4 separate regions of the Homo sapiens genome follow, and regions 2, 3 and 4 are each linked to region 1. A link is an interaction called in ENCODE POLR2A ChIA-PET data of the cell type or tissue named here. Cell type or tissue: OCI-LY7. All regions are shown on one strand. Region 1 has its middle 52 kb from the start of CCDC74A. Region 2 has its middle 13 kb from the start of MZT2A. Region 3 has its middle 9.9 kb from the start of LINC01120. Region 4 holds the start of CCDC74A (coiled-coil domain containing 74A).

The links. Peaks named below come from ENCODE experiments on the same cell type or tissue, not always from the same donor. Only the 100,000 strongest peaks of a DNase experiment are listed, where the experiment ranks them.
Region 2: POLR2A ChIA-PET joins it to region 1 with 8 read pairs; 2 of 35 experiments call an interaction of 5 or more read pairs at or near these places.
Region 3: POLR2A ChIA-PET joins it to region 1 with 7 read pairs; 1 of 35 experiments calls an interaction of 5 or more read pairs at or near these places.
Region 4: POLR2A ChIA-PET joins it to region 1 with 5 read pairs; 3 of 35 experiments call an interaction of 5 or more read pairs at or near these places.

What each region holds. Positions count from the first base shown.
Region 1 is chr2:131,576,173-131,584,172 of GRCh38, reverse strand. No RefSeq gene overlaps it. Among named protein-coding and RNA genes, the nearest start is that of CCDC74A, 52 kb to the right of the region's middle. In OCI-LY7, CTCF peaks have their summits at 3,579 and 3,778; DNase peaks (open chromatin) are centred at 3,762 and 6,122; H3K4me3 peaks cover 4,277 bases; H3K27ac peaks cover 4,541 bases.
Region 2 is chr2:131,501,060-131,509,059 of GRCh38, reverse strand. It overlaps the pseudogene SMPD4BP. Among named protein-coding and RNA genes, the nearest start is that of MZT2A, 13 kb to the right of the region's middle. In OCI-LY7, no CTCF peak of the experiment used is centred here; no DNase peak of the experiment used is centred here.
Region 3 is chr2:131,408,770-131,416,769 of GRCh38, reverse strand. No RefSeq gene overlaps it. Among named protein-coding and RNA genes, the nearest start is that of LINC01120, 9.9 kb to the right of the region's middle. RefSeq lists a silencer at 2,643-2,889. In OCI-LY7, CTCF peaks have their summits at 3,228 and 3,427 (motif pointing left); a DNase peak (open chromatin) is centred at 3,429.
Region 4 is chr2:131,520,665-131,528,664 of GRCh38, reverse strand. CCDC74A (coiled-coil domain containing 74A) reads right to left here and starts at 777. Exons shown (of 8, transcript NM_001258306.3): 1 at 445-777. The coding sequence starts at 694. It also overlaps the pseudogene SMPD4BP. RefSeq lists enhancers at 589-638, 6,357-7,081 and silencers at 689-768, 839-918. In OCI-LY7, a CTCF peak has its summit at 592; DNase peaks (open chromatin) are centred at 217 and 835; H3K4me3 peaks cover 1,426 bases; H3K27ac peaks cover 1,048 bases.

The DNA.
Region 1 (8,000 bases):
AGGACCTTACCTAAATCAAGAAGCAGAAAAATAACACAAGTAAAAAATGGGCAAATGACACAAACACACTAGTCAAAACAAGACTTAAAAAAGACCAACAGACAGGAGAAAATGCTCAACATCCCTAATCATCAGAGATGAGGTACCAGTGCCATCACACACCAGTCAGAATGGCCATTTGTCCAAACACAAAACATATTTGTGTAGCAGTAGATAAAAGCAAACACAGCTACACTCTTGGGGTAATGCAAACTAGGTCTCAAACTGTGGAGAGCAGTTTCAAGATTTCTCAACAACAACAACAAAGAGGGAAAGGAAGCAGAGATACCCTTCGACCCAGCAATCCAACCCTGTGTATCCACCCAAGGGAAAAATACATGTGTCTATCAAAAAGACACAGACATTTGCATGTTCACGGGAGTGCTACTCACAGGAATAAAGACGTGGACCTGACCTAGATGCCCAACAACAGAAAATGAGATGTTTTTAAATGTGATACCTATACACCACAGAATACTAAGAAGCCACCAAGGAAAATCAAACACAGAAACAAAATCATGCCCACAGCATCAACACAGACAGAACTGCAGGCCACTCTGCTAAGCGAACTCAGGCAAGAGCAGAAGACCAAACACCGCAGGTTTTCACTTACAGGCAGAAACTCAACACCGAATACACACGAACGTAAAGATGAAATCAACAGATGCTGGGTACTACCAGACAGAAAAAGGAGGGAGACAGGAAGCCTTGGAGGAAGAATGATCCAACTGGTGCTGTGTTCACCGCCTGGGTGATGGGTACGCTAGGACCTCAAGCATACAAAGTCTGCTATATAGCCATGTAGTGAAATGAACCTGCAGGCGTCCACCCCTCGATCACAATAAAAGTAGCTATCATTTTAGAAAACCCAGTTTTGGAAATAGAAATAGAAAAAAAGGAAGAAAATACAAAAAAACACACAAAACGAAAGAAAAAGCCTACAGTGGCCCAATCCATCCATTAGTGGCATGAACACAGAAAGATAACCAAATGGACACAACGAAGGAGCCAAATAATCAGCCCACAATTATAAACACTGAATCCATAGGATTCTTGCTTTTCCCCCAAAAGCACACCAAAAGCACAATGGTTGAAGAAACTGGGGGGTCACATGCAAAGGACTGAAATAAACCCTTCCCTTACACAAGACACAAAAAGCGACACAAAATCCACTGAACACTAAAGGGCAATTGTGAAACCAAAACCTCCAAGGAAAACACATAGGGTGCATGTCTAGTGTGGGAAAACTTGAACCTGTGCACCTAAGCCACAAACAGAAAACACATAGGAATCAAATACCCATAGACCATACAATGGCTTCGCCATCTTGCTTTTCTTCTCAAAGGGACACAGAAATCACCGCTAACAAAAGCTAATGTGACCATGTGAGACTAAGGACAACTTCAGAGCTTCACATAGCTTCAACACTGGAGAGAAAACAGTGAACCCAACAGAAGACATCCCACAGACTGGGAGAAAATTATGGAAAACTGTGGATCTGGAAGGGCTTCTTATCTGATATATTCAAGAAACTAATGGTCCCAAGTGGACAAAAACACAAAAACCAATACACATGCTAAAATTGCCCAAAAGACTGGCATAGGCATTTCTGAAAAAACCTGCAACAGACTCGCGGGTAATAGAAGTTCCTCCACATCAGTAATCATCCCCTAAATGCAAATCCCAACCACACTCAGATACTGCCAAACTCCCCAGAGAACGAGTATGACCAGGAACAGCAATAAAACCTTTTGAAGATAAGGGCAGTGTAGATTTGCAGACAGAGAAACTCTCACACACTATTGGTAGGAATGCAAATTTGTATACCCACTGGGAGAGACAGCAGGAGGTTTCTGAAACAACAATACAACTACCAGTTCCCGTAGCCATCCCAACATTGGGTATACCAGCAAAGCCAAGGAACCTTGTAACTTAAGGAGATATTTGCCTTCCCGTGTTTGATGAAGTACTCCGGACAATAACCAGGGTATGGAAGTAACCTACCTGTCCATCCAGGGAGGAAGAAATGCAGGAAATGAAAGATGCATGCACGATGGTATACTCCTCAGCCATCAAACTTCTGGACAGCAGGTCACTTCCAGCAAGGTGGAGAAAGCTGAAGGACATTAAGTCAAAGGAAATGAGCCAGGCAGAGGAAGACAAACACAAACACAGCACGATCTCACGCGCATGGAATCTAATGAAATGCATCTCACAAAGGAGCAACGTCAATAGTGGGTACCAGAGGCTGAGGGGAGGCTTGGAAACAGCTACAAAGTGACGCTCAGATGAATGGCAAGAATTCTGGTGTTCTACAGCTTAGCAGGGTGACTAGGCTTAACAGTCTCCTAGCATGATATTCAATATAGCGGGAAGGGGTGATCGGGATACTCTCTCCACCAAGAAATCCTCACTATAGCCTGAAACAGAGACACGAGGTCCTGTAATTTGATCACAACAGCACTGATCCATATGTCAAATGGTCCCTTGCGCCCTTAAAGTAAAAGCATAGACCATGTGAAATTTTTGTTTTCAAATAGGATCACAACATATTTCTGAAAGTCCTGTGGGACAATGAAGTGCCGCGCACTCCCAAAGCAGTTCCTACACACACAGTCGGTGGAGCCATCACACTCTTCCACTTTAACCTACTTCCCAAAGCTTTAGTTACCCAGATTCCTACACACACAAACTCGGTGGAGCCATCACATGCTTCCACTTTAAATTACTTCCCAAAGCTTTAGTTACCCAGATGATTTGTGATAGGCCTTAGCAGAGAAACACAGACCAGGGGACACAATGAAGGTGCCTAGGAGTAAGTTCAAATTGGTATAGCCTAAGCACATGTTTAGAAAGAACCACAAACGTCACCACAAGAAGGGAGAGTCTGTCCAATACAGCGTTCTGAGAACTGGATATCCCTAGGCAAAATAACAACATAGGGTCCTTATTGTGTGAAATTCACAATCATCTATTCAACATGAATGAAAGACCTATACCCAAAACTTGAAACTATCACTCTCTGAGAAGAAAGTATATGGTGTGTGGATACCTGGGCCAACCTGGATCTATGCTTACAATTTGCAAAAAGGAAAATGAAAACAATATGGGGGAAAGAAAATACAAACAACAAACAAGCAAAACTCACAATAGATTGGTATGCTAGTGAATGTCCTTTATTTCATCAGTAACCAATGTAGTGGAAAACCACAACACTGCACACCCCTGAATCTGCATCAGACTCATCAGACTATATGGCTTGGGGGAAAGAAAGAATGAAAACAATGAATGAAAAGAAACAAACATCCAACGGATGATAAGAAAGGTATAGGGGAAAACACAGCTAAGGAGATTTTTTTTAGAAAAGGTGTAAGTAACTAACACTACTAACTAGCAGAAAAGAGAAGGTAATTAGCAAACCAAAATTGGGCAAAGAAACCAAAGAGTCTTTTCTGCAAAGAACACCTAAAACTGAAAACAAATGTACTTAACACCTAGTAGTTAATATCACTAATCATAAGAAAAATGAAAATCAGAACAAGACTCAGATATCGTGTCCCTCTCAAAGGAAAGAGTATTACAAAGAACTTCATATATCTTAAAAGAAGGGAAACCACAAATGTTGCTGTGAATTTCCAGAGAGGAGAGCTCTCTTGTCCACAACTGTTGACAAGGTAAATTAGTGCGCACACTACAGAGGCCACCTGGAGGTTCCTCTAAAAACTAAAAATACAACGACCATTTCACTGAGCCGCGCTACCACTGGGTGTGCACTGGTAGCATACGTCATCAGTACACAGAAGACACATCTGCCTTCCCATGCTGCCTGTGGAACCAGTCGCAATAGCCAGGATAAGGAATCAACCTACCTGTCCACCCACAGAGGATGAGATCCAGAAACCACAATATCCATTCACAAACAAACACTTTTCAGCCAGACACAGGTACTGAAATCATGTCATCTGCGGCAACATGGTGGAACCTGGTAAATGAAACACACTAGGTAATGAAACACACATTATGGTAAATGAAATACTAAGCAGAGAAAGACAAACCTCACATTACCTCACTCATGGGGAATCTAAGACCCTTTAATCTCACATAGACCTACAAAGCACCACAGTGCTTGCCAGGGTTGGAACAGAAGGCTGGGCACGGGTGGGGATAGGAAACAGGTACAAAGTGACATGCTGCGTAAGAGGAATGAAACCTGCTGTTCTATTCCTCAGCAGGGTGACTAGAGAAAACTTTACCAGAGGATAGTTTTCAAGGCAGCCAGAAAGAAGAGTTCTGGCTCTCCTCAACTCAAAGACAGGAACACTCTACAAGGCAAAAAATGACACTATATACCCTGATTTCATCACTATCTGATGCATGCATGGATCCAAATATTCCACTCTACCCTCTACTTGTACACCTTTAGGATGGGTCGATTTTGTTTTTTGAAAGCAATGTGAAGAAACAATGAATGCTAAAATTCCCATGGGACCACGAAATGCTCTGAAACTCCAAAGCCATGCTGGGAGATCCAGACGATGTCAGATGGACCACGATCTCCAATTTCAAATTTCACAGAAAAGCTACAGACCCACCTCCACCTAGACAGAATAGGAAACCCAGAAGCAACCCACATACCTGCAACCATCTGACCTTTGAAACACCAAAATTCAGACGTGGAAAGGGCTCACTGTGCGATGAAAGGCACTGGGATAGTGTCTAGCCACTTGCAGATGAACAACACTGGAGCCTCACCTCTCACAAGATGCAAAAACTAACTCAAGGTGAATGAAAGATTTCAGCAGAAGACCGCAAACTATACAAGTCCTACAAGAAAAACTAGGAAATACCTTTCTCAACACAGGCTTTGGTAAAGAATTTAGATGACTTGGTCCCTAAAAACAACAGCAAGAAAAACCAAAATGGACAAGTTGGGCCTAAGAAACTAAAACACTGCCAGATAGCAAAATAAATCACCAGCACAGTAAAAACATAGCCTACAGGATGGGAGAAAATGTTCCCAAACTACGCTTCTGACCAAGGTCTAATAGCCAGACTCTAACATGACCTTAAAAAAATCAAGAGGCAGAAAAACAAATAATCAAACAATGGGCAAAAAGACATGGAGACATACTTGTAAAAAAAAAAAGACGTACAAGTGACCAATAGACAAGAAAAAAACATCAACATCACTCATCATCAGAGAAATGCAACTCACACGCACACTGAGATACCATCTCAAGTCGGTCAGAATGGCCATTTGTCCTAAGTCCAAGCATTTACATGGTGGCAAGGCAGCAGAGGAAAGCAAACACTGCTACACTCTTGGTAGGAATAAAAACTAGTCTCCCACTATAAGAAGTAGCTTGGAAGTTCCTCAAAGAACTTAGAAATACCATCCAAATGAGCAATCGCATAACTGGGTATCTACACAAAGGAAAATAAATCATAAATCCTTCTTTCAAAATGACACAGGCATGGATGTGTTCTTGGAAGTGCTATTCACATGAAAAAATAAAATAAAATCGACCTATGTCCCCCCTTAACAGTTGATTAGATGTTTTAAAGTGTTGTACATAGATACCGCAAAATCCTACACAGCTTAAAAAAAAATTCGTGCTCTCAGCAGCAAGAAGGATGAAACTGCAGGCCACTATGCTAAGCAAACTAAGGAAAGAACAGAAAACCAAATACCACATGTTCTCGCTTAGGGTGAAAATACCCATAGAAAATACAATGACTTTGCCATCTCTTTTTTTCTCTCTCTCTGTCTCTCTCATGAGACACAGAAATCCATGCTGACAAAAGCAAATATAAACCTGTGAGACCAACGCTTTAGAGCTTCTGCATGGGGGAGAAAACATGATCCCAAAGAGAAAGTATTCTACCTTGGCGGACAGGATGACTGGGGGAAAACTGTGGAAAATCGTAATTTTGGAAGGGGTTGCTATCTAACATACTCAAACACTAAAGCTACTAAGTGGGGAAAAGATTTTTAAAAAATACACAAGCTAAAAATATGCAACGGACCTGCGCAACCACTTCTGCAAAGGACATGAAACTGATTCACAGGTGAAACTAAAGATTCTCCACATCACTAATCACTCCAAACATGTAAGTCAGAATCACACTCTGATATCAGATGCCATCAAACTACACTGAGAATGAGTATTACCAAAACAGCAATAAAAATTTTGGATGGCAGCAACCTGTGTAGACTTACAGAAAGGGAAACTCGTATATGCTACTGATGTTGATGTAAGTTGGTGTATATACTGTGAAAAAAACTTGGGAGTTTCTCACACTGGGTATGCATTTAAAGCAAAGGCAGCTGGTTCCGTAAAAAAACTATCTGCCTTCCCATGCTTTAAGAAGCGCACGGAGCTTGCAGTGAGCCGAGATTGCGCCACTGCAGTCCGCAGTCCGACCTGGGCGACAGAGCGAGACTCCGTCTCAAAAAAAAAAAAAAAAAAAAAAGAAGCGCTATTCACAATATAGGAGATATGGAATCAACCTACCTACCCAATCACACATCAAGAGATGAAGACACTGCAGTATATCTGCACAACGTAATACTCTTCATCCATAACAAAATAATATAATTTTCCTCTGGAGCCATATGGATGAACCTGAAAAATATATTGTTAAATAAAATAAGCCTGGCATAGAAAAACAAGCAAATTCATCTCACTTATATGGAATCCAAAAACTTTGCCTTCATTAAGTAAAAGGTACAGTAGTGGTTTTCTGAGGAGAGGGGAAGGAGGAGATGGAAGGATTGGTTATGGAAACAAAGTTGCAGTTAGTTGGGACAAATACATTCTTGTGTTCTATACCACAGCTGGGTGACTCTGGTTAACAAAATAGGACATTTTTCAAAAAAGCTGGAAGGGAGCAATTTGAATGTTATCACAACAGAGAAATAATACCTGTATGAGAGAACAGATAGAGCAAGTACCCTGATTTGATCATTACTAAAAATATACATTTACCAAAATGTCCCAGAGGAAAAACAGTCCCAGCAGACTCTCTAATTATATACTTTATTATGCACAGAAATTTAAGAAATGTGAATACACAATGCTAATGATCACATGGAAATGGCCCTGAATGTCTAAGGAACCCTGAGAAATAGAAACTAAGTTGGAGGACTCACAATCCCTGATATGCCGCTGTGCTCCAGCCTGGGTAAGAGAATGAGACTCTGTCTCAAAAAAAATTGTTAGGAAATTTGAGGGAATCGTAGAAGTGACAAATTGTTGTTACCAAACATGTACACAGAAAAAAGCAATACTAAATAGCATAAAATACATATCCAAACTCATATTGAGCACAGAACTTGAATAGAGATATCTACAAAGATGACATAAAACTAACAGGTCAGAGAAAAGGTCCTCAACATCACTATTCATCAAAAAAAAGTACTTCAAAACCAAACTCAGATGTCATTTCACTCTTATTGAAATGAATGTTACTAAAGAGATTAAAAAAATTTTTTTGAGACAGGGACTCTGTCACTCAGGCTGGAGTGCAGTGGCATGATCATGGCTCACTGCAGCCTTGACCTCTCCAGCACAAGTGATCCTCCCACCTCTGCCTCCTGAATAGCTGGAACTACAGGCACACACCACCACGCCTGGCTAATTTTTCATATTTTTTTGTAGAGAAGAAGTTTTGCCATGTTGCCTAGGCTGGTCTCAAATTCTTTGGCTCAAGTGATCTGCCCACCTTGGCCTCCCAAAGTGCTTGGATTACAGGCATGAACCATAATGCTTGGCCATAAAAAAACACGCATGGCTACCTCAAAGTGAAGTTTTTGCAAGGAAAAGGAAACAATGAGCCCAAAGAGAAAGGCTGGGAGAACGTTTTGAGGAATCACCTATCAGCTAAGGGGTTGTTACAGAAAATATGCCACACACTAACAGTACTAAAATGATCCATCCAAAACCGAGCAGGGAACCTGA
Region 2 (8,000 bases), 75 kb after region 1:
GGAGGAGGTGGGGGAGTAGGGGGAGCAGGCAAAGAAGGCTCCAGGCCACCCCTTCGTGGGAAAGCACAAAGACTGCTGATGGTCAAGGAGACAGACGAGAAAGTGGCTCCCAGAGGCATTGCAGCTCCCCCCACCCCCAGAGCAAGAGCACCACAACCTCATCTGTTCCCGCTGCCAGGGAGGGGGCTCAGGAAGCTGCACAGGGAGGGCCCCGGAAAGGCCAGACTTCCAGGCCTCAAGTGTCTACACGTCAGTGTGCAATGCCCCCTGCCCGCCACCGGAAACTAGAGAATGATGCCCACTTCTTACTCGGCTTCTGAGTGACAGGTGGGTGGTGGGTTTCTGCTTCCCACCATCCAGCCTGTGAAAACTCACTCCGAGGCAGGATAAGAAGCAGCAGGCTGAGCAGGGTCAGAAGCAGGAGGTGGGAAGAAAAACTGTGGAAACATACCTTGGCATGAGGGGACTGCATTTTTTGATACATCTCCAACGAATAGTGATGAAGCCACATTTCAACAAAAACCTGCAAAAAAGCATTAGCTAGTCAAACCATTCTTGACAATGGTGCCAGACCATCCAGTGGGGAAAGGACAGTGTCTCCAACAAGCAGAGCTGGGAACTCATTCCATGTGCAGAACAGCGAAGCTGGGCCCTTCCTTCACACCATCGCCAAAAAATAACTCAAAATGGGTAAGCAACCTGAGGATAAGCACTAAAACCATACACTCTCAGAAGAAAACATGGGAGAAAACTTCATAACACTAGATTTGACAATGATTAATTAGATATGACGCCCAAAGCACAGGCAACAAAAAGGAAAAAAAATAGACAACTAGACTTCATTAAAATCAACACTCTTGAGCATGAAAAAATACTATTGATAGAGTAAAAAGGCAACCAACAGGCATGGTGGCTCAACCCTGTCATCCCAGCACTTTGGGAGGCCAAGGTGGGTGGATTACCTGAGGCTGGGAGTTCAAGACCAGCCTGGCCAACATAGTGAAAATCTGTCTCTACAAAAAATACAAAAATTAGCTGGGTGTGGTGAGGCATCACACCTATAATCCCAGCTACTTGGGAGTCTGAGGTGGAAGGATTGCTTGTGCCCAGGAGTTTGAGGCTGCAGTGAGCCAAGACTGTACCACTGCACTCTAGCCTGGCAACAAAGTTAGACTCTGATTTAAAAAAAAAAAAAAAAAAAGGGCTGGGCACAGTGGCTCACGCCTGTAATCCCAACACTTTGGGAGGCCAAGGCAGGTGGATCACCTGAGGTCAGGAGTTGGAGACATGGTGAAACCCCATCTCTACTAAAAATGCAAAAATTAGCTGAGCATGGCAGTGGGCACCTGTAATCCTAGCTACTTGGGAGGCTGAGGCGGGAGAATCACTTGAACCTGAGAGGTGAAGGTTGCACGGAGCCAAGATTAAGCCACTGCACTCCAGCCTGGACAACAGAGGGAGACTCCATCTCAAAAAAAAAAAAAAATGCTTTGGTCCAGGGAACAGCAGAACCTTCCAGTTCTGCCCTATAAGCCCTGTGTCACGATCTTCTGCCCTCTTCATGGCCAGCACAGCCCACGGTCTACACAGCCAAGAGCCATCTGGGCATCATGGTCCCCTCTGTGAACAGGGGCAACGGTTCTTACCATTCCACCCTGCGAGGATGCTGTGAAACGGTATGGAGGCTTCAAAAAGTGTAGCACCCCAAATACTAGGAGTTATATACAAGATGGGAGATAGAATCCTATCTTATCTACATGTCAGGCTGTCAAAAGCAAGGCTGTGGCTACCAAGTCAGCCCCAGGATCCAGCGTCAGAAGCGGCACCTGCTGAATCTCTCTGATGTGTGCCTAGAAGACACAGCCAGGACCTGGGAGCTGACCAGCACTCAGGAAGTGAGCCAGCCCATACCATCCTGACAGGCTGGAGCCCCTCTGGGCAGACAAGGAAATCTGTCACCTACTACTTGGATCCCCTGAATCAATGGAAGGCCTGTGGAGGCTGCACAGACCCCTCACCATTCAGTGTCATGGAAACCAAAAGCCTCTGCAACAATTTTGCCTCACCACAGGCAAAACGAAACAACTTCCATGGACAGGGGATCCTGGGATGAAAAACGCCATCAATGACATACAAGTTAGAAGGGTGGGCAGATTTACTTTCATGTTTTCTAAATGTCACAGCAGGAAAATACCAACAATTTAGAATCAGCCCCGGGCTGAGGGGCCGCCTCTGGGACTCTGCCCCACATAGTGGAAGGTGGCTAAACAGTTTCTTTTTTCTTTTCTTTTCTTTTTTGAGATGGAGTCCAGTTCTGTCACCCACGCTGGAGTGCAATGGCACTATCTCAGCTTACTGCTGTCTCCACCTCCTGTGTTCAAGTGATTCTCCTGCCTCAGCCTCCTGAGTAGCTGAAATTACAGGCGCCTGCCACCGTGCCCGGCTCATTTTTGTATTTTTAGTAGACACATGGTTTCACCATGTTGGCCAGGTTGGTCCCAAACTCCTGACCTCAGATGATCTGCCCACCTCGGCCTCACAAAGTGCTGGGGATTATAGGCATGAGCCACCATGCCCAGCTGGCTGAACAGTTTCTTTTGACCAGCTCAACTCTCACCTGGAGCAGTGTCTGACCTCCAGATCTCGTGGGAGGCGGGGTCTGCATTCACAGACGTCTGATGAGAGATGTGTCGCTTCAGGAGGCTAGTGTGGTGGAGGCCATAGGAAGCAAAGGGCATGGTTGGTGTCCTGAGGGAGACACAGAAACAGGCCCGAGTTTACAGGCTCCCGCTGGCCTAGCCAGGGGCAATCTGGATATCAAAATCAACGAGAGCAGGGAGAGATTACAACTTGTTCAATAGCACAATGCATACCTCCCCCCCAGCCCCCTGATCCACACTGATATACCTGAATAAATAAATAGCAAAGAGAGAAGTCTTCCTTACCGCAGAGTGACCACTGACCCACTAATCAATGAAGGAGGGATAAGTTAGAGAACCACCACTTGGTAACCGCCCTATTAATAGCTGATTTGGTCAAGAATCAATAGTGAGGTTGGGCATGGGGGCTCACACCTGTAATCCCAGCACCTTGGGAGACCAAGGCAGGAGGATTACTTGAGGCCAGGCATTTGAGATCAGCCTGGGCAACAAAGTGAGAACCCATCTCCACAAAAACATTGAAACATAAAACAGCTGGGCCTGGTGGCATGTGCCTGTAGTACTAGCTACTTAGAAGGCTGAGGAGGGAGAATGGCCTGGGCCCACGAGTTGAGGCTATAGTGACAAATGATCGTACCAACTTCACTCCATCCTGGGGTGACAGAGCAAGACCCTGTTTCTAAATAATTAAGAAATTTCCAGCCTGGGCAATAGGGCAAAACCCTGTCTCCACAAAAAAAAAATATAAAAATTAGCCAGGTGTGGTGATGCCTGCCTGTAGTCCCAGATACTTGGGGGGTTGAGACGGGAAGATCTCTTGGGCCCAGGAGGTTGAGGTTGCTGTGAGCAGAGATCGTACCACTGCACTCCAGTCTGGGGTAAGAGAACAAGACCCTGTCTGCAAATAAAATTAATTTGAATAAAGGGGAGAATCAAAAGTGGATGTTAATACTACTGATAATTACATGGTCTCCATACATCTTCCTGGTAAATTCTCATTATCAATTTTTTTTTTTTGAGACAGGATCGTATCCTGTTGCCTAGGCTGGAGTGCAATGATGCAATCACAGCTCACTGCAACCTCAACCTCCTAGACTTAGGCCTCCCAAGTAGCTGGGACCAACACCACCATGCCTGGCTGATGTTTTTCTTTTTAGTAGAAACAAGGTCATGCTATGTTGCCCAGGCACTCACTATTAATTTTTTTTTTTTTTTTTGGTTGAGATACGGTCTCTCTCTGTAGCCTAGGCTGGAGTACAGGGGCATGATCTCGGCTCACTGCCACCTCCGCCTCCTGGGTGCAAGCAATCCTCCCACCTCAGCCTCTCAAGTAGCTGGGATTACAGGCACACACCACCACACCTGGTTATTTTTAAATTTTTGGTAGAGATGGGATTTTGCTATGTTGCCTGAGCTGGTCTCACACTCCTGAGCTCCAGTGATCCGCCCACCTCAGCCTCTCAAAGTCCTGGGATTACAGGCATGAACCACCACGCCCAGCCTCATTACTATTTAATCTGGGCACAAAGTAATTATTTTACAATGGAAAAACCTGACCGGCACCTTTTTAACCCGGTGATAAAAGGGCACCTGGCAAGGACCAGGTGTCCCACTACGGTGCTCCTCCCAACAAAGCCCATGCTGGGCCTAGTCACCAGCAAATACCAGACAGCCTAAGGGGCGGCCACATGCTCTGGAGGGGTCAAGGTCAGGAAAGACAGAAAGGCAAGGGACCGTTCCTGACTGAAGGGGACTAGAAATATCACTATATACAGTGGGTGAGCCTGTGAAACATCACTGCACACAGTGTGAGGCCTGGTGGCAATACTAACTTCCTGGTGTGGTTACAGGCACTGTGACTATATAGGATAATGCATTCGCTTCTAGGAAATACACTGAAATATTAAGAGGTCAAGGGGTGTCATATCCTGTAGCTTACTCCTATTGGCTTAGAGAAAAAAAACACATACAATAGAGGTGGAAAACAACAGATGCAGCAAAGTGTTAACAATTTGGAAATCTGGGTGAAGGGTCTATGAAAGTTTCTTTTTTTTTTTTTTCCCTGAGACAGGATCTTGTTCTGTTACCCCAGGCTAGAGTGCAGTGGCACACTCACAGCTCACAGCTCATTGCTCCTGGGCACAAGTGATCCTCCCACCTCAGTCTCCTGAGTAGCTGGGACCATAGTTGCACATCATCACACCTGGCTTTTTTTTTTTTTTTTTTTTTTTTTGTAGAAATGAGGTCTCCCAACGTTGCCCACGCTGGTCTCGAATTCCTGGCCCCAAGCAATCCTCCCGCCTTGGCCTCCCAAAGTGCTGGGATTACAGGCGTGAGCCACCGTGTTCGGCCTACAAGTTATTTTTATTATGTGTGGAAACTTATCTGTAAGTCTGAAGTTATTTCAAAATAAAAAGTTAGGTGTGGTGGCTTGCACCTGTAATTCCAGCTACTTGGGAAGCTGAGGCAGGAAGATTGCTGAGGCCAGGAGTTCAAGACCAGCCTGGGCAACACAGCGAGGCATCCCCATATCTCTGCAAAAAAAAAAAAAAAAAAAAAAGTTAAATTAGCTGGCTGTGGTGATGCACTGAGGTGACAGGCTGGCTTGAGTGATGATTGTGCCACCAAGTGATGATTATGACACTGCACTCCAGCCTGTGTGACAGAGTAAGACTGTCTTTAAAAATACATAATGGCTAGGCCAGGAGCGGTGGCTCACACCTGTAATCCCAGCACTTTAGGGGGTCGAGGCGGGCAGATCACTTGTGGTCAGGAGTTCAAGACCAGCCTGCCCAACATGGTGAAACCCTGTCTCTATTAAAGATACAAAAATTAGCTGGGTGTGGTGACAGGCACCTGTAGTCCCAGCTACTTGGGAGGCTGAGCCAGGAGAATCACTTGAAGCAGAGACAGCGCCACTGCACTCCAGCCTGGGCAACAGAGTAAGACCCTGTCAAAAAAAAAAACAAAAGCCCACAATGGACCAGTACGGTGGTTCATGCCTGTAATCTCTGAACTTTGGGAGGCTAAGGCAGGAGGATTGCTGGAGCCCAGGAGTTCCAGAGCAGCCTGGGCAACACAGCAAGACCCATCTTACAAAAAAATAAAATAAAAGCTAGGTGTAGGGGTGCATGCTTATAGTACTAGCTACTTGGCAGGTTGAAGTGGGAGGATCACTTGAGCTCAGGAGGTTAACGTTGCTGTGAGTTGTGATCACAACACTGCACTCCAGGCTGAGCAACCCAGCCAGGCCCTGTCTCAAAAAAAAAAAAAAAAAAAAAAAAAATGCTGGGCGCAGTAGCTCACACCTGTAATCCCAACACTTTCGCTGAGGCCGAGGTGGATGGATTGCCTGAGGTCAGGAGTTTGAGGCCAGCCTGGCCAACATGGTGAAACCCCGTTTCTACTAAAAATACAAAAATTAGCCGGGCACACTGACCTGTGCCTCTAATCCCAGCTACTTGCGAGGCTGAGGTGGGAGAATCGCTTGAACCCAGGAGGCGGAGGTTGTGGTGAGCCAAGATCGTGCCACTGCACCACTCCAGCATGGGCGAAAGAGCGAGACTCCATCTCCAAAAAATAAATAAATAAAATAAAATAAAATAAATAAATAAACCCAAACCATACGTATGTGATCTCTTCTGTGTGCGTGTGTGTTGTGTGTGTGTGTGTGCGCGTGCGCGTGCAATGGTGTGATCTCAGCTCACCATGACCTCTGCCTCCTGGGTTCAAGCGATTCTCCCGCCTCAGCCTCCCGAGTAGCTGGGATTACAGGTGTGCACCACCATGCCCAGCTAACTTTTGTATTTTTAGTAGAGATGAGGTTTCACCATGTTGGCCAGGCTGGTCTCGAATTCCTGACCTCAGGCGATCCCTCCACCTCGGCCTCCCAAAGTGCTGGAATTACAGGCGTCAGCCACCACTCCCAGCCCACATATACGATTTCTAAAAGAAAAAATTAAAATAAAAAACGCAAAAAGTTAAAACAAACAAAAAAAACCAGGCATCAAAAACTGCTTGGCGGCTGAATTCTGCATCTAAGAGGGTGTGAATCTGCCTCACCTCCAAGTCCTCCACAGGATCAGCAACATTTCAGGGTCACTGATCACTGCCGCCACCTGGGCAGCATCTCCTCCCTGCCTCTCCCTTTCTCCCCTCCACCCTCTGGGGAATCTGTCCACACGTGAATTGTACGTAAAGGCCTGGCCTGCCTTACACATGACAGCAGATCTGGGGTGGGCCAGCACTTGCAGGAAGGGGCCTGCATGCAGCTTCCTGGGGAAGGCAATAGGCCAGTGAGATTAAGGAGGGTCAGAGGTGCACAGGCAGCTGATGCTGGGGCAAGAGGGTCTCCTGGGAAGTCGGCCAAGAGGCCCTGCGTTAGTGCCCACTGAGGACCCAGGACAGCCAGGCATGAGAGCCCCTGGTTCACACTCCCGACCTGTGCAGGCACGCATCAGGCTCAGCCTGTTTGGACTGGCAAAACAGGCTCTTTGGCCCAGGGCCTCCCCTTCAAGACCTGCTCCAGGGGCCCATAGAGATTTCCATTTTTTTTGCTCATAGGACAACCTTTCCACCCTGCTCACTGCCTCAGACACTGCCTGTGGGGAGGGCTGCTCCATGCACAACACAGCCCATTCCCATGCAGGCCGTGGAGGCCTCCAGGGACCTGATAGCTTCAGTGATGGCCAAAGACACTGAACACTAAGGACAGATTGCCCGCCACACCCCACCCTCCAGTCTGTGCTAAGACAGCTGGGGGTGGGGAATGAGGCATAAGAAAAATTGGGGAACCGTGGACAAAGGGTGGCAACATTGTCCCCGTGGGCGATGCAAGTGACCAGGCCACTCCCTTATGGAAGGGCCAGGTCTTAACAAAGGGCAGCCTTACCTGGGAGGCGGTGAGGGGCTGGTCCCCCCTGGGCTGGAGGAGAGTGGCAGGGCACACTGCCTTCGGTGGGCAGGAACCATGACAGGTACCTGTCCACCAGGATGAAATAGGCACAGTCTGAAGTACGGACGTGGAGGGACACAGGGAGTGGCTGGAAAACCAAGCTAGTTGTTAGCGTGGGCTCTGGACACTGCCAGGCCACCAAGCACCAACAAGTGCAGGGAAGCCCTGGGCCGTGGCCCCACCTCTCCCAGCAAAAGGCATCCCTTCCTTACCTTCTGAGTGATGAGGCTCAAGGCAAAGAAGAATATGTAATACTCGAATGGATCTGAGAGCAGCGTCAGGGGCAAACACGCAGGGTTGATGAGCCACACCCCCCGCAAGTGTCAAGTGCTGGGCCACCCACAGCCTCCCTACCTCAGGGCCACCAAAGGATACTCAGGGCCAGG
Region 3 (8,000 bases), 170 kb after region 1:
AAACCAAAGTGTACTGATTTTTTGGTAACATAAATCTGGGCTGCTAGGGGGACTACTTATTTAGCATCATAAAAAGAGCAATGGGATAATGAAATTTCTGTTTCTTGTTATAGTCTGATATACGCTAATACTAATGATATTTCCTAATGGAAAATACTTTTGAAAAGCATTTTTCCCTGAAATATGTATTACATCATAATCAAAGACATGTCAACCAACAATATCAGTTAATTGTCAAATTTGTGACTTAACTGATAAGGAAGCATGCCATGTTCTCCAGATGAATGAAGCACCCAAGATAAGAGTATCTACTTTAAACTACCCTAAAGAAGATGCTTAAGCCTAGGATAGCAATGAAATATCCGCCTTTATTATTCAAACAACAGAGATAAGCAAGCAAATAAAACAAAAAGACCGCAAATCCCAAAGTAGCTACTCAAAATGTCAAAGTTAGCATTTTGGTGTGAATCCTCCCAGGCTTTCTTTCTGTTTTAGTGTTTAAACTTAGTAAGGCAGCATGAAAATTTCTCCATATAAAGAAACGTAACAGTATGTTTATATTGCACAGTTGCATAGTGTAGATGTATGAGTTTATTTTACCAATAATTTATGAAAACCGACTTTTAAATGTGGTTCCCAAGACATGCCAGGGTAAGACAGGTTTCTGTGACACAAATAAATTTCCGCCATTATTGAATACTCAAGATCATAAAAAACATTGGCATAAAAAAGTGCAAGGCTTACATGTTTTCTGTATTTTGTCTAATGAACATGTGTTGCTTTTATAATTATCAGATACTACAAAAATATTATCAGAGATACATATAGAATGTAGTTTGGTTTAAAGTCATTTAGACATGCTAACTTGAAAACTATACCCTTGATCATATGTGTTTTCACCTGGGTCCTCGGAGAAGCAAATGCCAAAACAGAATTAAATGTGCAAAATGCCCATGAGAGAGAATGGGGGGCGGATCTGGGTAGGGCTGGGAGAGCTATCAGAGCACAATGGATGTCCACCATGAGTGAAGGAGACAGGGAAGAGAGAAGGAATGCTGGGTGGAAGCATTCCGGATTGCCGCAATGTCAAAGAAGGTTTGGCAAGGCTGTTTGGGAGTCTTGAGCCAGTCATCTGTCAAAGGAATCCCTCATCTACCAGGGGCAGCTCTAAGTATCTTGGTGTGCTCAGTCACTGACTGGGAGCAACCCATAGGTAGAGTGGTCTTGCTGCAAAGGTGGCAATGAATTTCAGAGTGCAGGGATATAACAGAACCCTTGTCAATTATGGCTCCTGTCCTGTAGTTGGAGGTTGTGATTCTCATTCTCACAGTCATCACAGTATGACAATCATAAAAACATTAAAATTTGACCACTACGTTTTCTAGCACAATCTATAAAGTAGTGTCAAGCAACAAAATGTCTCCGTTAATTTCTGTAATTGGCAGCCACACACAATTTAATCCCTAAACCTTGGACTTTTGTCTTCATGCCTTTTCATGTCTTTTTTATTTCAAATTTATTGAAGACAGAATACGTTGATCACACTATAGATCTTACAGTATTTATTTGCTCTGCTACCTGAGAGAAATCTTTTTCCACTAGAATGTAATAAAATATTTTCAAAAAGGTAATTAATGGCAAGAACAAAGCCATAGTGTATAATTTTGCCTTTACAGCATAGGTCTAATATATTAGTTGTGATATTTATATGAGAACAATTTTATAACCAAAACATGCACCTGCAGTATCTCAATGAGAACTACTTTATAGTGGCCAGTATGGCTCACTTTAATGATGTAGTATGAAAAGGGAAAAGAAGCCAGGCACAATGGCTCACTCTTGTAATCTCAGCACTTTGGGAGGCCGAGGAAGGTGGATCACCTGAGGTGAGGAGTTCAAGACCAGCCTGGCCAACATGGAGAAACCCTGTCTTTATTAAAAATACAAAAAATTAGCCAGGCGTTGTGGCACACACCTGTAATCCCAGCTACTCAGGAGGCTGAAGCAGGAGAATCACTCAGACCTGGGAGGCGGAAGTTGCAGTGAGCCGAGATCGCGCCATTGCACTCCAGCCTGGGCAACAAGAGCAAAACTCCATCTCAAAAAAAAAAAAAAAAAAAAAGAAAGAAAAGAAAGAAAGAAAAGAAAAGGGAAAAGAATATACTATACTAACAATTAAATTTAGCTAACAGAGAGGATTCATAATCGGAGAACTATTTCTAAATTTCATAAAATTATGAGAACTTGAATAATATAACAAGATGTAAAGACCTTAAGCCAAAAAAATGGTATTATAAATAAAATTTCATCATGGTGCCAAAAGAAATCTAAAATAACATTGTTAATTCAAACTGATGGATTTTTAAAGTTCATTAACATTTTCATAATAACTCTAATCATTTAAAATATTTATTATGTCATTGAATTATTTCAGGAGCTGAAAATCATGTGGACAATTCCTGAGTCAATTTTCTCCCTTTTTGGAAAGCATAAAATGTCCCACTTTGGCGGTCATCCAAAGTAGCTTCCAATGGGTCAGCAGGTTGAGACATAGTACCGACAGGTGTCAGTGTCAGAGATCCCCTTCAGTGTGCAGAAAGGGGGCCACGACAGTCCAGCTAGAGGGCTGCAAATAGAGGACAGCATATTTTATAAAATCTGTCCATTTTCCACAGGGCATGCCAGGAAGGTGCTGGAGAGCATTAGGCTTGAATCAAGAATGCTTTGTGTGTCCTGTCATGGAACAGGGCTGGAGGGACTGAGTGGGGCCATCAGACTCTGGCTTTAGGGTCAAGGTGCATGACTGAGCCAGTACTAGAGACTGTTCTGTCTGGGGGAATTCATGCAGACATTGACCTCATCCCAGCAAAATCCTCCTAATCTGTTTGGCTGTTGGGATAGAGGCGCTTCCTGCACAGGGGTCCCATTGCCTACTTATTGAGCCTGTCCCTGAATTCAGACCCACATCCCACCAAATGGGTATCTCATCTCTTGACAGTTCTCAGCCCCAAGCTCCAAGTTTTTCCACTGATTTTTCAGTCTTTACTTGCCTCAGCCACAATGGTCCAGGACATGATTTTACTGCCTAAAGTCCAGCTAAATTTCAAGACCAGCCCACTAAGCTGAGGCCCAGGTGACTTTCCAGCCTTTTAAAATCTTTCTTCCCCAGGGGGAAGAAGATATTTCCAGGTACTGCCAACCCCAGTCCTTGCATGTCTGCCTCTTTGTTGCTGTGTTCCACCCACTAAATTCAATCCCCTTGAGACCAAGATGAACTCAAATTAAAGCTTAATCGGATCGATCTCTTTAGATATTATTAGATTTCTGGCTACTTACTTCAATTAGAAAGAAATGGCCTTTATGGCTTGTGTACGAAATCTTTGTACAGAATTCGTCACATATAGGCACAACTGAGTGTAGCTTGCCCTCTGCTGGTGAAATACAGTATCACGTTCAAGAGAGTTTTTGTTTGTTTTTTCCAACGCATTCAAAGAGCCGGACCACTCTTGAGGCAATAGCAGTGCACAATCATATTGTTAATACCCAAATACTATCAGGCCATGTAAAGCAGCAGATAATAATATTCAGCCTGCAGGAGCAGGGAAGGTTAAGGAAGTGTGGGAAGTGAGATATTTACTGTACTTATTTCTCTACACAATCTAAAGGAAGCCAATAATTGATTTACTTTTTTTTTAATGCATTCTGGAAAAAAACTGAGAAATATCCTTACTGATAACTCCCATGTACATAACTAGATTTTGTATAATTTAACGCTGTTCACAAACATTATGTTTCTCAAACATTATGTTGGAATATGAAAATATTAGAGTAATCTGTTACTAATGCTGAAGGATCAAAGTTTGTGGGTCTTTTTTTTTTTTTTGAGATGGAGTTTGGCTCTTGTTGCCCAGGCTAGAGTGCAATGGTGCGATCTTGGCTCACTGCAACCTCCGCCTCCTGGGTTCAAGTGATTCTCCTGCCTCAGCCTCCACCATGCCCGGCTAATTTTGTTTTTTTTTTTAGTAGAGACAAGGTTTCTCCATGTTGGTCAGGCTGGTCTCGAACTCCCGATCTCCGGTGATCTGCCTGCCTTGGCCTTTCAAAGTGCTGGGATTATAGGAGTGAGCCACTGCACCCGGCTGTAAGTCTTAATTTTATTAATGTTAGAGTTAAGAAATTACTTAAGAAAGTTAATCATTCAACATTATTCTCACTCGTCTGTAATCCAGTACGTTCTCCTGAGTGGAATGGAAAGGAGGGTGTCACAGCTAACATGCTGGGAAGTGCATATTACTCTAGCTATGGGCTTAAGAGCATGCCACTGCAGAAAACGTCATTCAGAATACATCGTTAGAGAGAAAACAAAAACAAAATTGGCTTACTACCTCCTATCACTGGGGACATCTGCATTATCTTACCATCAGGGAGTTAGGCACACAGCCTGCATTGTCCTGCAGCTTGCAAATTATATAAATGTATATGCCAGCTTTTCAGAGTTTTCTGCAAGAAAGTTTAGAGTCAAAATTTCGACCCATTTTAAATAGGCAGTATATGCATTTGTATTTAACTCTACTCCTGGCTTTATTTGATCTCTCCTATTGTCTTCTTCTCCACATTCCATGCTCCTCCCCGAATTATCTTGTTGCATGTTGTGTGCATTTATATACATTAAGTCTTTTGATTATATGTTAATATGAACTTATGTGTTATCTTCTCAAAGTTCTAGAAAAATAAAGATTGCATAATAAAATAAATGACAGTGCTGTATATTAATCTCTAAGTAAGCAGTTACCAGTTTCCATATTGGGAGTTTTGCACACAAATCAGAACAGGGAGATGGGCCTTTTTCTTTATCTATAGACAGCCTGATTGAGCAAGTAAGCAGTCACAGAACATTTACATAATGAACAAACATTTGTGACAGGGTCAAAAACAGTAACTTGTGAGCAAGCACAGCTTTCTACCCAACTCATTCCAGGATTCAGAACTGCTGGTTAGGCCAAAGGTGAGAAAGAGAATTGGAAGGGGCTGAGAAAGACACCAGGACTGATTGAGCAGCTCCTTCTGAACATGACGGACAGGCTGGAGTGTTAAGGGGGCTGTGGGGTGGCCTGGGGGAGCAGCTGGGGGTTCAGCAGGACTCTCAGGTCAGAGATGCCCAGGAAAGAGATTAGGGAGCTTGCTGTTATTGTTATATTTTGTTTAAAAAAATTCCTTTATTTTAAAATATCTCTTTAAGAGCTTTATTAGAGGCTTACTTTTTTCTTCAAAAAAAATTTTTTTTTCAGACGGAGTCTCGCTCTGTCGCCCAGGCTGGAGTGTAGTGGTGCCATCTCGGCTCACTGCAAGCTCCGCCTCCCGGGTTCACACCATTCTCCTGCCTCAGCCTCCTGAGTAGCTGGAACTACAGGCACCCGACACCACCACGCCTGGCTAATTTTTTGTATTTTTCTTTTTAGTAGAGACGGGGTTTCACCGTGTTAGCCAGGATGGTCTCGATCTCTGGACCTCGTGATCCACCTGCTTCGGGCTCCCAAAGTGCTGGGATTACAGGCGTGAGCCACCGCGCCCGGCCTGTTTTCTTCAACTTTTAAGTTTAGGGGTACAAATGTGCAGGATGTGCAGGGTACACAGGTCAATGTGTGTCGGGTTGGTTTGCTGCACAGATCATCCCATCACCTAGGTATTGAGCCCAGCATCCATTAGCTATTCTTCCTGATGCTCTCCTTTGCCCAATCTCCTGACAGGCCCCAGTGTGTGTTGTTCCCCTCGCATATGTCCATGTGTTCTCATCGTTCAGTTCCCACTTATAAGTGAGAACATGCGGTGTTTGGTTTTCTGTTACTGCATTAGTTGCTAAGGGTAACGGCTTCCAATGCCATCCATGTCCCTGCAAATGGCTGCATAGTAGTCCATGGTGTATAGGTACCACATTTTCTTTATCTCATCTGTCACTGATGGGCATTTGGGTTGATTCCACGTCTTGCTATTGTGAATAGTTCTGCCATGAACATACACCTGCATGTATCTTTATAATAGAAGGATTTATATTCCTTTGGGTATCTACCCAGTAATGGGATTGCTGGGTCAAATGATATTTCTGGTTCTAGGTCTCTGAGGAATTGCCACACTGTCTTCCACAATGGTTGAACTAATTTACACTCCGATCAGAAATGCTTACTTTAGTTAAGGGTTTTGATGTTAAGATTACATGCATTTTCTTTTAAAAATGTAAAAGTAGCTTAATTTTGCATCATTTTGGAGAGGGCTTTGTAGACTTAGCTTACAAGGGATTTTCGTGCTTGTCTAGGAAATCATTCTTCCTTATTTCACTATTTTTGTTACTATTTTTTTAATCCTGGCAATATGTCAGGGTTGTGTGTATAAAATTTGCAATTTCAGCAATTTAAGTGTACAAATCAATGGTATTAATGACATTTACGTGGTTTGCAACCATCACCACAAACTATCTCCAAAATATTTCATCAACTTAAAACTCTATACTCATTAAGCAATAACTTATAATTTCACCCTTCCTTCAGCCCCAAGCTGTTTATTTACTTTTTATCTCTATAATTGCCTGTTCTATGTACCTAATATAAGTGAAAGCATCAATATGTGTTCTGTGTCTGACGTTTCATTTAGCAAAATGTTTTCAAGACTCATCCATGTTGCAGTATGTATCAATACTTAATTCCTTTTCATGGCTAGATATTCCATTTATGTTTATATCACACTGTTTATTCATTCTTCTGTTATTGGACACTTGGGTTGTTTCTGCCTTTTGATTATTGTGAATATTTTTTCTATAAACATTAGTGTACACGCATATGTTTGCATCCTTGTTTTCAATTCTTTTGGGGATATACCTAGGAGTAGAATTGTTGGATCAAATAGTGATTCTACGTTTGACCTTTTGAGAAACTGCCAAACGATGATCCAGAAGAGGCGCCATTTTACATTCCCACCAGCCCAAGGTGACTGTGGGTTTTTCAACCACAGAACACTGTTTTCAAGCAATGCCCACTGTTTTTCCTAGCAGAATGGTTTCTGGGTCAGGTAAAACAGAGATGATGAATACCTTCTTCAGACAGCCTCTGGAAAGATTAAAACAGACAAGCATAATCATTTGTGAATCAGATCTGCTCTCCTCTCTGGAACCAGGGATAAGGGTCCCAGCCTGGGGAATCCAGCCTGCCGTCTTCAAGACTATCACCAAGCTGGACTTGTGGGACAAGCAAAAATGCCACACAGCTTTCATATCATTTTTAAGTTTCCTTTGTGTTGATCCAGCATTCTTTTAGTTGCCGTACACCTTTGATTATTTTCCCGGTTCTCACAAAGTTGGTTCTGACAGTGTCTGGTTGTTTATTCAACATTCCTATGGAAGGATGGGAGCTTAGAGCTGCCTTCCCTGCCATTTTGCTGACACCACTGCAATGGAGCATTCTTGACTCCCCTGCCCTAAGAGTTTGACTTACTCTGCATTCAAATGTCCTCTACCTAACATGACCAAAACACAACTCGTGGTATTTCCTTCTAACCTGCTTCTCTCTTGTGGGCCGCCTGTCTGGGAATGGTTAGATCCTTTACTCAGGTACTCAAGCCAAGAAGAGTTCTCATTTCCCTCTTCTTCTGATTGGTAGCCAGTCAGAACTGTGGCTGCAATACAGCCTTCTAAGACTTGTCTGATCATTCCACTTATGACAAAGTTTCTTTCTTTTTACAACACCCCAGGCTTCTCTCATAGTTCACTTTGATTACTGCAATGCCTCCTGCCTGGATAGTTTGTATCTCATTCTCCCTCTCCCCACTTCCTGTATGCATCTGCCCACAGAACTCATTCTTACCCCTAGAAGTAACCCAAAGACACATGTTCATATTCTATCCCTTGCTCTTGGAGTCATAAGCTGCTTTGGGACAAGGACTGCATATATCCATCCCTGCAACAGTTTCCAGCATATAGAACAAGCTGAACAAATGATTCCTGAGTGTCTGGA
Region 4 (8,000 bases), 56 kb after region 1:
TAATTGTTTTGTATTTTTAGTAGAGACGAGATTTCACCGTGTTAGCCAGGATGGTCTCGATCTCCTGACCTCGTGATCCGCCCGTCTCGGCCTCCCAAAGTGCTGGAATTACAGGCGTGAGCCGCCGCGCCCGGGCCCCTCTATAAAGTTTTTAACAGAGGTGTGTCTGACCCTGCTTGGAGAGGAGAGGATTGGCGGAGTCAGCATCTGAAATGCTGCTGCCCTACGAGACAGGCAGACAGGGTCGGCACTGCCCGGGGGCCACGCGGGTCTCCCTCTGGGAGGAGGGGACAGCTCAGCGTGGCAGGGCGGGCTTACCGTCCTGTGTTCCCCCTGAGCCCAGGCGTGTGCTGGAGTTGATGGCTGTGTTTCTGTGCTGCGGGAGCGGCAGTGTTGAGTGTGCCTGGGGAGGCAGGGCCGGCCTAGGGCCCCGCGCCGGCTCACCCTTGTTTTCCCGCTTCAGATGCTCGATCTCCTCATGGAGCTTGGCCAGCATCTCCGAGTGCTGCTGCTGCAGGAACTGCAGGCTTTTCTCCAGGTCCAGGTTCCGTTTCTGCGGGTCGCTCTGCCTGAGCTGCGGGCTCTGCGGCCTCAAGGACTGGACGCCCACAGAGGGGCGCTGGCGCCGGCGCCGAGAGCCCGGGGTCGGCGAGCTGGGGGGCCGCGTCCCAGCCGCCACCCCCGCACCGCTCATATCGCCATCGCCAGGTACTCTCCCGCTGCCACTGCACCCCGGCTCAGTGGCCAGGCCGCCCTAGCCTGGCGCCCCGTCACCATGGAAACCGGGCGACGGAAGGCGCGAGGCGGTTGGCGGGGGCGGGGCCTGTCGCTGGCTCTTCCTGGGTGAGTAGTGATTTACAAGGCATCCAGGGCTGGGCGCCGGGGCTCACGCCTGTAATCCCCGAAGTTTGGGAGGCCGAGGCGGACGGATCATTTGAGGTCAGGAGTTCGTGACCAGCCTGACCAACATGGCGAAACCCCAACTCTACTAAAAATACAAAATGTAGCCGGGTGTAGTGGCGGGAGCCAGTAATCCCAGCTACTCTGGAGGCTGAGGCAGGAGAATAGCTTGAACCGGGAGGCAGAGGTTGCAGTGAGTCGAGATCGCACCGCTGCACTCCAATCTGGACGACAGAGACTCTGTCTAAAAAAATAATAATAAAAGGCATCCAGGCATCCTTTCCAGCCTGAATGGAAAGTGAGACCCCGTCTCTAAAAAATTAAAAGAAAAAAAACCCGGGCATGGTGTCTTGCGCCTGTAGTCCCAACTGCTCGGGAGGCTAAGGCGGGAGGATTGCTGGAACCCCAGAGGTCGAGGCTGCAGTGAGCTATGATGGCACCACTGAACTCCAGCCTAAGTGACAGAGTGAGATGCTGCCTAAAAATAAGAGGCTGGGCGCGGTGGCTCACACCTGTAATCCCAGCTACTCCGGAGGCTGAGGCAGGAGAATCACTTGAACCCAGGAGGTGGAGGTTGCAGTGAGCCAAGATCGCGCCATTGCACTCCAGCCTGGGTGACAGGGTGAGACTGTGTCTCAAAAAATAAATAAATAAATAAATAAATTTAAAAATAATAAAAATAAAAAGAAGTCTTATTTTTTTTACAAGGCCTGCCCTCAAAAAAAAAAAAAAAATCACAGCCAGGCCAATCATAATTTTGCCAGATACCAGCAAACCTGGAGGAAGGGAACATAGCTAACCCCAGCCTGCTCTGGCTCTCCTTTCCCCACATCTTACTGCCACATCAGCGGGGCTCCTGTATAATAACAGGGGATACAAGTGAAAGAACTGCTCATCTCAGAGCTTATTCAAGAAATCTCTAGGAAACCGTAAAGGCAACAGGGAGACAAAAACTAAGACACTAGAGGAGGTTTAAGCCTCTGACACCTCCAGTTAACAAACAGAACACATGGCGCAACCCCTAACCAGACCAACATAAAACTTCACACAGAAAGTCCATTTACTGGTTGAGCACGACCAGCCCTCAACAAAAACTTGCAAGGCATAATAAAAAACAACACAGTTTGAAGACACAGCAAACATCAGAGCCAGACTTAAATATGGCAGAGATGTTGGAATTATCAGACCAAGAAATGGAATACAACTATGATTAATATGCTAAGGGCTCTAATGGAAAAAGTGGACAACATGAGATTACAGACTGATAATGGGAACAGAGAAGTAGACATTCTAAGAAATAATCTAAAGAAAATGTGAAGGCCAGGCAGGGTGGCTCATGTCTGTAATCCCAGCACTTTGGGAGGCCAAGTTGGGCAGATCATTTGAGGTCAGGAGTTCAAGACCAGCCTGGCCAACATGGTGATATCCCATCTCTACTAAAAAATACAAAAATTAGCTAGCGTGGTGGCATGCACCTGTAATTCCAGCTACTTGGGAGGCTAAGGTGGGAGGATTGCTTGAATCCAGGAGGTGGAGGTTGCAGTGAGCTGAGATCATGCCACTGCCTTCAAGCCTGGGCAACAGAGTAAGACTCCATCTCAGAAAAAAAAAAAAAAAAGGAAAAAAAAGAAAAGAAAATGCGAGAAGTTGGCCAAGCACAGTGGCTCACACCTCTAATCCCAACATTTTGGGAGGCTGAGGTGGGTGAATCACTTGAGGTCAGGAGTTCAAGACCAGCCTGGGCAACATGGTGAAAACCCATCTCTACTAAAAATACAAAAATTATTTGGAGGCCGAGGCGGGCGGATCACGAGGTCAGGAGATCGAGACCATCCTGGCTAACACGGTGAAACCCCATCTCTACTAAAAATACAAAAAATTAGCCGGGCATGGTGGTGGGCGCCTGTGGTCCCAGCTACTCGGGAAGCTGAGGTAGGAGAATGGCGTGAACCCGGGAGGCGGAGCTTGCAGTGAGCCAAGATGGTACCACTGCACTCCAGCCTGGGCGACAGAACAAGACTCCATCTCAAAAAAAAAAAAAAAAAAAAAAAAAGGCAGGCATAGTGGTTTATATCTGTAATCCCAACTACTCAGGAGGCCGAGGCCGAAGAATTGCTTGAACTCAGGAGGTGGAGTTTCCAGCAAGCTGGGATCCTGCCACTGCACTCCATCCCGAGCAACAGAGTGAGATTCTGTCTCAAAAAACTAAAAGAAAATGTAAGAAGTCAAAAACACAACAGAAATGAAAAGTCAGGTGCATGGCTGATGCCTGTAATCCCAGCACTTTGAGAGGCCAAAGCAGGAGCATCTCTTGAGCCCAAGAGTTGGAGACCAGCCTGGGCAATATAGCCAGACCCTGTCTCCACAAAGAACTAAAAAATTTGCCTGCATGGTGGTGCACACCTGCAGTCCCAGCTACTGAGAAGGCTGAGATGCAGCGAGCCATGATTGCACCACTGCACTCCAGCTTGGACAACACAGAGAGACCTTGTTTCAAAAAAAGAAGGAAAATGATATAGGAAATTTGGATCTAAAAAAAGGGAAGTGCATTAGAGAAGGAATAAATTAAGATAAAATATAATCTTTATTTTTTTTTAACAGATGACAGTTTGCTCAAAAAAATTATGGCAACATGTATTCAGTAATTATGGTTTATGGACAGCTGGAATGAATGGTAGCAATATTACTGCTGGGAGGGAGGATATCCTGAGTGGAGAGAAATTCATCCAGGCAGGAGTGCAGTGGTGCGATTATAGCTCACTTGCAGCCTGGAACTCCTGGGCTCAAGTCATCCTCCTGCCTCAGCTTCCCTAGTAACTGGGATTACAGGCACACACCACCATGCCTGGCTAATTTTTTTTTTTTTTTTTTTTTTTTTGTCTTACTATGTTGCCCAGACTGGTCTCAAACTCCTGGACTGAGGCTCTCTTCCTCCCTCAGCCTCCAGAAGTGTTGAAATTACAGGTATGAGCCACTGTGCCTGGTATGTGGTTGCTTTTGAATGTCCTAGTCCTAAACATCTGGTTCCCAAGAAGGAGAAAAGAAAAATGAAGGCAGGAGGAGGTGCTGATCCATAAAAACCTCCTGGAAGGTGTGTACCCAGGGAGGCAGTGAGGGTTGAGGAGGGACGTTGCAAACATAGCAGTGGAGATTGCAGCAGTGGCTGCCTGCCTCTTTGTCTGCATTTTCACAATCAACAGCAGCCATCATCAATCAGAGCACAGATCCCCAGTATTTGGAGGATGGGGCTCTTATTGCCCGCTCTGGTTCCTGCAAGCTATAGGGAAGCTACTGCAGAAATGTATGCATGGCTGCTTGCACCACCAATTTAAATGCCACTTTCTTCTGAAAACACCCTTACAGACCTGCCAGGAAATAATGTGTAACCAGATATGAGTGCATCCAGTGGCCCAGACAAGTTGACATATAGAATTAACCATCAAAAGTCCACCCCTTGTCAACCTGGCACCCATACACATCTCCTTAAACCATACTTACTCTCCAAATAAACACAATAACCCAGTGTTATTGTGTTAGCAGTGGAAGGTGTCCGAGTTAATAGTGTTAGCAGTGGAAGGTGTCCAAGTCACTGGCAGTGAATCCGGATGGGTCTTCAGCAACCACAATTCTTGGTTCCTCAGAAGAAGGAATTCGACTGAGGAGCATAAGGCAGAAAAAGAGACCAAAGCAAGTTTCAGAGCAGGAGTGGAAGTGTATTTTAAAAGGCTTTAGAACAGGAAAGAAAGGAAAGTATGCTTGGAAGAGACCTAAGTGGGCACATGAAAGTCAAGTGTGGTGTTTAACCTTGATCCTAGGACTTTCTAGACTAGCCCCTTTCCCATGATCCTTCCCATAGGGTGGGCTGCCCACATGTACAGTACCCTCCTTACCCTTGGGAGTTCCTAAACACATGCAGTGTGTTTAGGAAACTGTATGCATGCCCATCTGAGGTTTTCGGGTGGGGTGCCCCTGGAAGGTCATACTCCACTACTTTGTCTCTTAATGCACATGCCTGGGAAGTTGATTCTCCCTGGAATCTGCATTCAATTAACACTTTAGTGAAATAGGTGTGGCCCATCAAGAAATGGCCTGTCCCTGGCGCCAGCTGCCAATTTATCACTTTTATTTTTTATTTATTTTTTGAGAGGGAGTCTCTGTCACCCAGGCTGGAGTACAGTGGTGCGATCTCGGCTTACTGCAACCTCTACATCCCAGGTTCAAGCGATTTTCCTGCCTCAGCCTCCCAAGTAGCTGAGATTAGAGGCATGCGCCACCACACTAGCTAATTTTTGTATTTTTAGTAGAGATGGGATTTCACCATGTTGGCCAGGCTGGTCTCAAACTCCTGACGTCAGGTGATCTTCCTGCCTCAGCCTCCTAAAGTGCTGGGATTACAGGCGTGAGCCACTGCGCCTGGCCAAAAGTAGGAATTCTTGACTGGGAAATAATTAGATATATTTCGGCACCTTGTGACTTGAGAAAATTATGCTAGGAATTCTGGCTTCGGGAGTCAAGGGAAGCTAGCTTAATTTTTACAGTGAAGGCTACATAAGAGGCCTCTCTCCAGCGTGGTGGCTCACACCTGTAACCCTAGCACTTCAGGATGCGGAGGCGGTCCCATCACTTAAGCCCAGGAGTTCAAGATCAGCCTGGTAACACAGTGAGACCCCGTCTCTACAAAAAAATTTAAAAATTAGCAGGGTGCGGTGGCGCATGCCTGTAGTCCTGGCTACTTGGGATGCTGAGGCGGAAGGATTGCTTAAGCCCAGGAGTTAAGAGGCTGCAGTGAGCTGTCATGGTGCAGTGCACTCCAGCCTGGGCAATATAGCAAGACCTTGTCTCAAAACAGAGAGTTCTCTCTCATTTATATTGGAAATGTCAGGGTTATTGGTGAGAGCTGGCCTTTAGGGGATCTAACTTGCTCTTGGATGTCCAAGGGGAAAGGTATAGATTTCTCCTGACTGCACAGGGCCTCTGCTTGTGAGTTGCTTGCACAAGATGATCAGAATCTGACTTACCTCGGATCACGGGGGCGCTGGTATATCCTAGCGGTAGATCGTGGGAGTGGGCCACGAATGGGATCCAGGGAATGGGATTGCCTCGGGGCAAGGAGGACGATGCGGAGGTGCAAGGGGCAGGGGTGGTGTCAGGACAGCCTGAAGCTGCGCTGCCAGAGGCTCTGGGCCACGTGGTCAGAAAAGCATCTGGAGTTGGCCTGTCAGCAGGGGAGTGTGGCCCAATGGCAAAAAGTCAAGGGCATCCTAGGAGCTGAGGAGGCGGGGGCAGTGGCAGTTAGGCCAAACCACTCTGGAAGCATCCAGGGGTGGAGACGAGAATGTGCAGGAGCTCCTGCCTCCAGCCTGGCCTCCCTCCTCCTTGTGCCCCAGACAGAACTGCTTCCCCTGAGTTGCTCCAACTCCAGTCTTTCCCCAGAAGTCCCTCACAAGTGCCTCCTGGCCGGGCCCCACCAACTGCATTTTGCTCTCATCCCAGCAGTCCCATTTTCTCTACAGTGAAAGTTCTTGGCAAAATTTAAATCCCGTTTTATTGGCGAGGTCCCTACCCTGCTACCTGGAAGTGGCTGGAACCTAGCTGCCCGCTGCTGCCCTTGCTCCCCAGGCAGAAGCCACTGAGCACCAGCTGGCCTTGTGGCCATCGCTGTCCAGGTCCCAGCCCCCAGGACCCTGACCCCTCACTCAGCTTTGCTGTTCTTGGTTCTCAGTGCGTTTTTGCCTGCCCCCCACTCCTGGCCAGACAGTTCAGCCCCCAGCAACTCCCGCAATCCTTGGAGCTTCTGGAAGCCATAGACTTGGCGGCACATGTTCCCGGTGGTCAGCTTTTCTTTGAGAACAGGGTCTCACTCTGTCACCCAGGCTGGAGTATAGTGGCGTGATGAAGGCTCACTACAGCCTTGATCTCCTGGACCCTGACGATCCTCCAAACTCAGCGTCCCAAGTAGCTGGGACCACACATGTGAACCACCATGCCTAACTTTTTGAATCTTTTGTAAAGACAGGGCAAAGTCTACTGTGCCTCTGAGAGAGGAAAGCATAGGAAGCCAGAGGCCCAGGCCTGTGGACACTGGGGGGAGGGGCCGACAGGGTGCCCAACAGTTGTTTCTGCAGCCCCCGTGTGCTCAGGGACTCTGTATAGGTGAACCTCCTAGAGACTGAGCCCAGGTGCCAGAAGACTCAGAAGCAAGGACATGTTTATTCAGATCCATGGTCGTTACAAGCTTCATTTTTGGTCACAGGCCCTAAAATGCCATTATTCTCAGTTTACATCAAAATACAAAGCCCAACATTTACAATTTCAAAAACATTAAAGCAAACCCCCAAAACCCCACACCGAAAACAAAGGCTTGGTTTGGAAATCACCACTGAGATGCTGTTCTCCCTCGCATGTCGCCTGTGGGGTGAATGAAGGTGAAGACCCCGTGCTGGTTTCTGTCAGAGAATCTGTAGTTGTATATTTTGAATACTTAAGTACCACTGAACGGTTGCCATGTCTTTGAGCACTTGATGTTACTGAAGTGACAATGCTTCTGACCATCTTTGGCTGCAGAGCAGAAACTGGCAGAATCCGACCCCATCGACCCAGCAGTGTCCCCAACGCCTGAGGACCAGCACCCATCTGTGACAAGGCACAGGGGTCCGCGATGTTGGCCACTGCTTTGGGTGATGTGCTCAATGGCTTGCGGTCTGCGGTGAAGCACCTGGGCTCTGGGAGGGTCTTAGGCTCCTGAAACATGGAATTCTACGGCCCAGTCTTGGAACAGCTGGGAGAACATGAAGAACGCACCCCAGAGTGAAGAATCAGGAGAGCCACTCTCTGGTTTTCTCACAACTCTAGAAACTTTGATTCTTTCCTGGAGTGGAGACTTAAGCCACCGTCCTGGTCCCACACAGAGAGAGGAGGCGCCACAACCCACTCTGCCTACCTCAAGGCCAGCCAGTGGGGAGGCCAGGCCCAGGCGGCTCTTGGCAGGCTGGCTCCCAAGCTTGGTGCAGCAGAGTAGCCAAATGGGCACTGGAAAAAAGGCCCCGAGAGCTGGCTTGGCCATGAGTCCTTGGCAGAGGGAGGGAAAGGCCGGCGCTGAG